Regions from separate parts of the Homo sapiens genome. Here region 1 is linked to region 2. Evidence: chromatin contacts called from ENCODE Hi-C or POLR2A ChIA-PET data. All regions are on one chromosome and are shown on one strand. The core of a region is the stretch at or near the end of the contact, and the rest is flanking DNA. Distances in the headings are between cores, read along the strand shown.

Region 1 (3,119 bases), core at 269-2,768, 55 kb before region 2:
GATAGAGACCATCCTGGCCAACATGGTGAAACCCGGTCTCTACTAAAAATACAAAAATTAGCTGGGCATGGTGGCGCATGCCTGTAGTCCCAGCTACTCAGGAGGCTGAGGCAGGAGAACCGCTTGAACGCAGGAGGCAGAGGTTGCCGAAAGCGTCGTGCCACTGCACTCCAGCCTGGCAACAGAGTGAGACTCCGTCTAAAAAAAAAAAAAAAAAAGCCGGGCATAGTGGCATGCACCTGTAGTCCCACCTACTAAGGAGGCTGAGGCGGGAGGATCACTTGAGTCCAGGAGTTCCAGGCTGTAGTGAGCTATGATCGCACCAGTGCACTGCAGCCTGGGCTACAGAGTAAGACCCTGTCTCTAAAAGAAAAAAGGTGCTAAGGTCTGCTCACGAAGGTCTGGTACACCTGGAGAGGAGGAGAGGGAGGCAGGGGAGGTAACAGGCCCTGTCTGTAACGCCAGCTGTAACAGAGAGCTGTCTGCGGAGCATTCTGGGGTGTTAAGGGCCCCTGTGCTTTGTGCCTGAGAGGGACTGTACTCATGGGCTGGAATGAAGACCTCAGGAGACCTGAGCTCCTGTTCCCCAGGATCACCACATGGCTTAGGCAAGCTGATTGTCTTTCTGACCTCAGTTTCCCCTCCGTAAAACCAGAAGTTTCAGATCAGCATGCCCAGCTCATCGATTCCTGGATTTCCACCACTGCGGCTCAAGATCAGGGCTTGCACACAGGCAAATGCCAGCAGGTCTCTCCAGGTTGTGCGTTTTTATTTTTTTAGAGACAGTACCTCACTGCAGCCTTGACCTCCCAGCCTCAAGGGATCCTCCTGCCTTAGCCTCCCAAGTAGCTAGGACTACAGGTGCATGCAACGATGTCTGGGTACATTTATTTTTCTTTTTTGTAGAGATGGGTGGGGGAGGGTCTCACTATGTTGCCCAGGCTGGTCTTGAACTCTTGGCCTCAAATGATCCTTCTGCCTTGGCCTCCCAAAGCACTGGGATTATAGGCATGAGCCATTATGCCAGGCCCTCTGGGTTGTTTCTGGGAGGATGGAGGGATCCAGTGTCTTAGGGGAGGAAGTTGAGGGCCACCTGGAGCAGGGCTGGAAGGGGGCATAGTCCTTGCTGATGGGGAAGATTACGTTAGAGATGGGGGTGGGGAGTGGGGGAGGGGGTTAGCAACCCCCTGATGGGCCATTCTGATGAAAAGTGGAGTGTTAAGACCAGGTCCTGAGGGGGTAGGAGAAGGGGTCAGGGACAGCTCTCAGAGGCAGGATTGGCTGAGGGACGTCCAGGGCCAGGTGGCCTTGTTTCAGTTTAAAGGTGTCCAGGGCTGTGCTGGAGCCCGGAAAAAGCCGCCTACAGGCAGCGTTGAGTCCCTGAAGCTCTGTGGATGTGACGTCTGGCCGAGAAGGACGGCTGGCACAGGGCACTCCCTGTAGCAGGGCAGATGGAGAATTCAGCGAGAGCCAGAACTGAGTGCCAGATGGGCCTGGAGCCGTGTCAGCCTGCTGAGAATCCCCGGAGAGCCGACGGGCACCAAGCCCAGTGTTGTTGAAATGTGGCAGGACAAGGTGACCCCAGATGGCCGGCAGGCTTGAGGGTGAGGAAGAGGCTGGCAGATGGGCCAATGGTGGGAGAAAGTCTGTGCTGTGATTTCAGCTGGGTTCCCCAAACTCGCCCCCGTGCTTGCACACGGCCAGCAGGTACGCACACCTGTGTAGGTGTGCACACCACGGTGCGACCGCAGACACGCAGACACCTGGGGCGGCAGGCCTGCCTCCGCCTCCAGCTCTCACCACCGACATCCTCTGTTCCTAGAGGTGTGTTGTCCTAGAAATCCCTTTGCCGTTCGAGGATTTCTTGGATGCTGCGGCCAATTTTCATTCCTGCCACGAAGCTTCTCCGCAGACCCTGCCAGGAACATCTCTTTTTCATTTATTTCGGGCACAGGAGAAGCAGCAAGAGGAAGAACCCTGCAGACGTCTCCGTGGTATTTTCATCAACACGGCAGCCTCCTGAGCACGTACACCCTGAAGCCAGGGCCTGGCTCCAAAGAGCGGTGGGACCAGAGCCCCTCGCGGGGAGGCAGGGAAGCTGTGTGGAGGGGAGCACACCTCCCTCCCTCCCTCTCTCCTTCCCTCCCTCCCAGATCTGGCCCTTAGCACCTGCCTGACTCCCATGTCTTCTGTCCTGTGGGGGCAGGGGCCATGACTGGGTGCTCCACCTTTGTAGCTCCAGTGCCTAGGATGGAACCTGGCCCACTGGGTTGTGTTAGTTCAGGTCCTTTGGAATCAGAAGTCAAGAGAGATTTTATTTGGGGAATCACCTATATAGTGAATTAAATAATGTCCTTCTCAAAAGTTTATGTCCACCCAGATCTCAGAATGTAACTATTTGGAAACAGGGTTGTATTAATCCATTCTTCCCCCTACTTTTTTTTTTTTTTTTTTTTTTTTTTTTGAGATGGAATCTTGCTCTGTCACCCAGGCTGGAGTGCGATGGCGCCAACTCGGCTCACTGCAAGCCCTGCCTCCTGGGTTCAAGGGATTCCCTGCCTCAGCCTCCCAAGTAGCTGGGACTACAGGCACCCCCACCACACCCGGCTAGTTTTTTGTATTTTTAGTAGAGACAGGAGTTCACCATCTTGGCCAGGCTGGTCTTGAACTCCTGACCTCGTGATCCACCCACCTCGGCCTCCCAAAGTGCTGGGATTACAGGCATGAGCCACCACGCCTGGCCTGTATTAGTCCATTTTGTTTTGCTATATGGGAATACTTGAGGTTGGGTCATTTATGAAGAAAAGAGGTTTATTTGGCTCACGGCTCTGTGGGTTGTGCAAGCACAGCACTGGTGTCTGCTTCTTGTAAGAACCTCAGGAAGCCTCCAATCATGGCAGAAGGCAAAGTGGGAGCAGCCAGGTCACATGGCGAGAGAGGGAACAAGAGAGTGAGGAGGAGGTGCCAGGCTCTTTTTACCAATCAGATCTCACAGTAATTAATAGAGCAAGAATTCACTCATGACCATAGGGTGGGCACCAAGCCATTCATGAGGAACCCACTCCCACGACCCAAACACCTCCCACCAGGCCCCACCTTCAACATGGGGAATCATGTTT
Region 2 (3,486 bases), core at 326-2,825:
TGGTTTAGTTTTCTGGCCTCCCTCGTTCTCCTGTGCTGGAGGCTTCCTGCCCTCAAACATCAGACTCTGAGTTCTTTAGCTTTGGGACTCTTGGACCTTTGACCACAGACCGAAGGCTACACCCTTGGCTTCCCTACTTTTAAGGTTTTGGGACTCAGACTAGCTTCTTTGTCCCTCAGCTTGCAGATGGCCTACTGTGGGACCTCACCTTGTGATCGTGTGAGCCAATACTCCTTAATAAACTTCCCTTTGTATATACATCTATCCTGTGAGTTCCATCCCTCTAGAGAACTCTTAATACAGATGCAGATGCAACTGTGAAGCAATCCTCCCATCTCAACCCCCTGAGTAGCTGGGACTACAGGAGGTATTTGACAGAAAAGGAGACTGAGACTTGAAGAAATGAACTTGTTCAAGGTCACATGATTAGTAAGTGGAAGAGTTGGGATTTGAACCCAGAACCCCAGCAGTCTGGCTCCCAAAGCCTGCCAGCATCCTCATGGCCCAACACTGCCTCACCAGGGAGGAAGTGGTGGCAGTGGGTTGGATGGGGCGAGAGAGGATGCCCCATCTCCCAGTGCCTGGGTGGTGGGGTCTCTTGCTGAGATGGAAAATGGTGGAGTGGAGTGGGCTTGGGGTACGGGGAGTTGTTAGGGGGCAGAGAATGAGTCAATTTTGGGCATGTTGAGTAGGAGGGGCCTGTGGGATGGAGCTTGGTCACTTGCGGCACCGCTTTGTAAGTGGCCGGGTCCTTGGGGGATTCAAAGCAGAATTTGCACAGTTTGCTGGGAATTTATAGACAGAGAATCTGAGTAAATCAGAGAAAGAACTCCCCCACCTCCCCCACTGCTCATGCAAGCCCGTACTCTTTCCCTCAACAGCGAGGCCCTCGTTCCTTTTTTTCTGCTTTAATACAACTCCCCTGACAACTCGTTCTTCTCTGCTGGCGTGGACCACAGCAGCAAACGATGACTATTTTAGGACACATTTCACCCTCGTGTTGTTTCTTCTCCCACCGGTTCTATTCGCATCAGTTGTTTGGCACAAGGTTTTGAATTGTTGGTTTTTGCGCTAAATTCATTTCGCAGAAATGTCAAGCATCACCAAGGCCACCGAGAGAGTGGGACACACACGCCGTTCTCTCTCCTTTGTTCCTGGGCTCTTCTTTTCATACGCAAATGCTTTCTTTCATTTGGCAGCTTGCAGAACCCCTGTACCTTGAACTGAGCTGATAGCTGGGGCCTCGCCTGCCAGACAAACAAGGCTGTCTCCCGTTTCACCATCCCTTTGGAAAGAATTGCTGAATATTTGATGCATAGAAAAGGGGGTGGTCGAGGTTCTCAAACCCTCGTTGAATTGTGGAGACACGATACTGGGTCTGCTCAGGCAGACCAAGTCTTCTGCAAAAACAGTCACAGGTCGGTGTGTTGTGGCCTGCGTTCCTCAAACTGGAAGGAATGCAGAGCCCAAAATTGACTCATCCCCTCCTGCTCAGCTGTCCCAGGCAGATCTCAGAGCAATGCACACAGCCCCAGCCTTCTGCTCTGATTCCTTAAGACCCCAGAAGCTGCTGACTCAGCGCACATCTGCTCCTCTGGCGTCCTCTGGAAGTGAAACCCTGCAAACAGTTGTAAACATTACAAGGAGGCTCTGGAGGGTTGAAACTTTTATGATCGCCTCTATAGCAGAGTGTTGAGGCTGCTGGCATTTTAACGGTGAGATCATCTTTGTCTTTGTGGCATTGGTAGTTTTCCTTCATGGCTTCAACCTTTTTCCTAAGTGGTTTGTGCTTCTTCCAAGCTTCTTGGAAGATGCAGTATCAGATCTGTCCCTTGGGGCTGTGGGCCTGGGGAGCTGGGGAACCAGCTGTGATGAAGGGTGGGAGGAAAAATGACTGGTGGGAACCCCTCCACAAGGGATACCCTCAGCTCGGTGGTGAGCCCTGGGGTATTTAAGAGAGTGAAGACCACACCTCAGTATATAATAATAATAAATCACAATAAAAATAACAGCCCAGGAGTTTGAGACCAGCCTGGGCAACATAGTGAGACACCTACTGTACAAAAAATTTAAAAAATGAGCTGGGCATGATGGCACACGCCTGTAGTCCCAGCTACTTGGGAGGCTGAAGTGGGAGGATCACTTGAGCCCAGGAGTTTGAGGCTGCAGTGAGCTATGATTGCACCACAACATTCCAGTCTTAGACACAGAGCAAGACCTCGTCTTAAAAAAAAAAAAATCACCCACATGCTGTGTCCCAGGTCCTGTCATTAATGCTTTATGTGTATTAATAATTAACTGTCACAGTAGTCCTGCTGTTTTCCAGTAATGCTCTTCTCTAAGGCAGGTTGATAGGCAAAGGTTATGAGTTAAATTGGGTCCCCCAAAAGATGTGGAGGTTCTAACCCCCAGTACCTGTAACGAATGACCTTACTTGGAAATAGGGTCTTTGCGGATGATCAAGTAAAATGAGGTCACTAGAATGGATCCTAGTCCAATATGACTGGTGTCCTTATAAAAAAAGGAAAATTTGGACACGGGACACACAGAGGGGAGAGGCTGCAAAGAGACAGAGAGAAGACGGCCATCTGTGAGCCGAGGAGAAAGGCCTGGAACAGATTCTTCCTCACAGACCTGATAAGAAACCAGCCTTGCCAACACCCCCGTTTTTTACTTCTTCTAGAGAGAAGGTCTGTCACCCAGGCTGGGGTGCGGTGGTACGATTGTAGCTCACTGCAGCCTCAAACTCCTGGGCTCAAGTGATCCCCTGCCTCAGCCTCCGGAGTAGCTGGGATTACAGACACGTACCACCATGCCTGGCGAATTTTTGTATGTATGTATGTATGTATGTATGTATGTATGTATGTATGTATATATTTATTTATTTTGAGATGGAGTCTTGCTCTGTTGCCCAGGCATTCAAGCAATTCTTGTGCCTCAGCCTCCCGAGTAGCTGGGATTACAGGCACCCACCACCACGCCTAGCTACTTTTTGTATTTTTAGTAGAGTCAGCATTTCACCATGTTGGCCAGGCTGGTTTTGAACTCCCGACCTCAGGTGATCCAGCTGCCTCAGGTTCCCAAAGTGCTGGGATTACAGATGTGAGCCACCGCACCCAGCCATAATTTTAATATTTTTAGTAGAAACAGTGTCTTGTTATGTTGCCCAGGCTGGTCTCCAACTCCTGGCTTCAAACAGTCCTCTGGCCTCGGCCTCCCAAAGTGCTGAGCTTACAGGCATGAGCCACCACAGCCCCCAACTGCCATCCCCTTGGTTTCAGAACCTCCAGCCTCCAGAATTGTGGGACATTAAATCTTGCTTAAGTCCCAGTGTGTGATGCTTTGTTTTGGCAGCCCTCACAAACAAACAAAGAAAACGGCAAGTGTTTTATTAAGAAAAGGCTCCCATGGGAGATCAGTGAGGATGTGGGGGAAGCAGAAGGGAAGAGGAAGAAAAGAGAGCAAGGTGTGATTTCAGAGTCTTGC

What was found. Hi-C counts contacts between places; a loop is a spot of excess contacts on that map. ChIA-PET counts read pairs that join two places held with the same protein, here RNA polymerase II (POLR2A). Pooled maps may share reads with other maps.
Region 1: a loop to region 2 is called in a map of heart left ventricle, with 6 times the contacts of the local background. The contact joins two enhancer-like sites. A Hi-C loop is called at or near these places in 11 of 168 maps with a recorded cell type or tissue (Caco-2, Panc1, Right ventricle myocardium inferior and 5 more), 5 of 37 single-sample maps with no recorded cell type and 13 of 50 pooled maps. POLR2A ChIA-PET finds 5 or more read pairs at or near these places in 10 of 52 experiments (GM12878, H1, HEK293T and 7 more).

The regions. Positions count from the first base shown.
Region 1 is chr7:98,825,295-98,828,413 of GRCh38, reverse strand. No RefSeq gene overlaps it. Among named protein-coding and RNA genes, the nearest start is that of TMEM130, 43 kb to the left of the region's middle. RefSeq lists an enhancer at 1,697-2,272. Within about 2 kb of position 1,518, at least 7 of the 41 ENCODE cell types and tissues checked have a DNase peak (open chromatin) inside an H3K27ac peak, as active enhancers do.
Region 2 is chr7:98,769,810-98,773,295 of GRCh38, reverse strand. No RefSeq gene overlaps it. Among named protein-coding and RNA genes, the nearest start is that of TMEM130, 98 kb to the left of the region's middle. Within about 2 kb of position 1,575, at least 4 of the 41 ENCODE cell types and tissues checked have a DNase peak (open chromatin) inside an H3K27ac peak, as active enhancers do.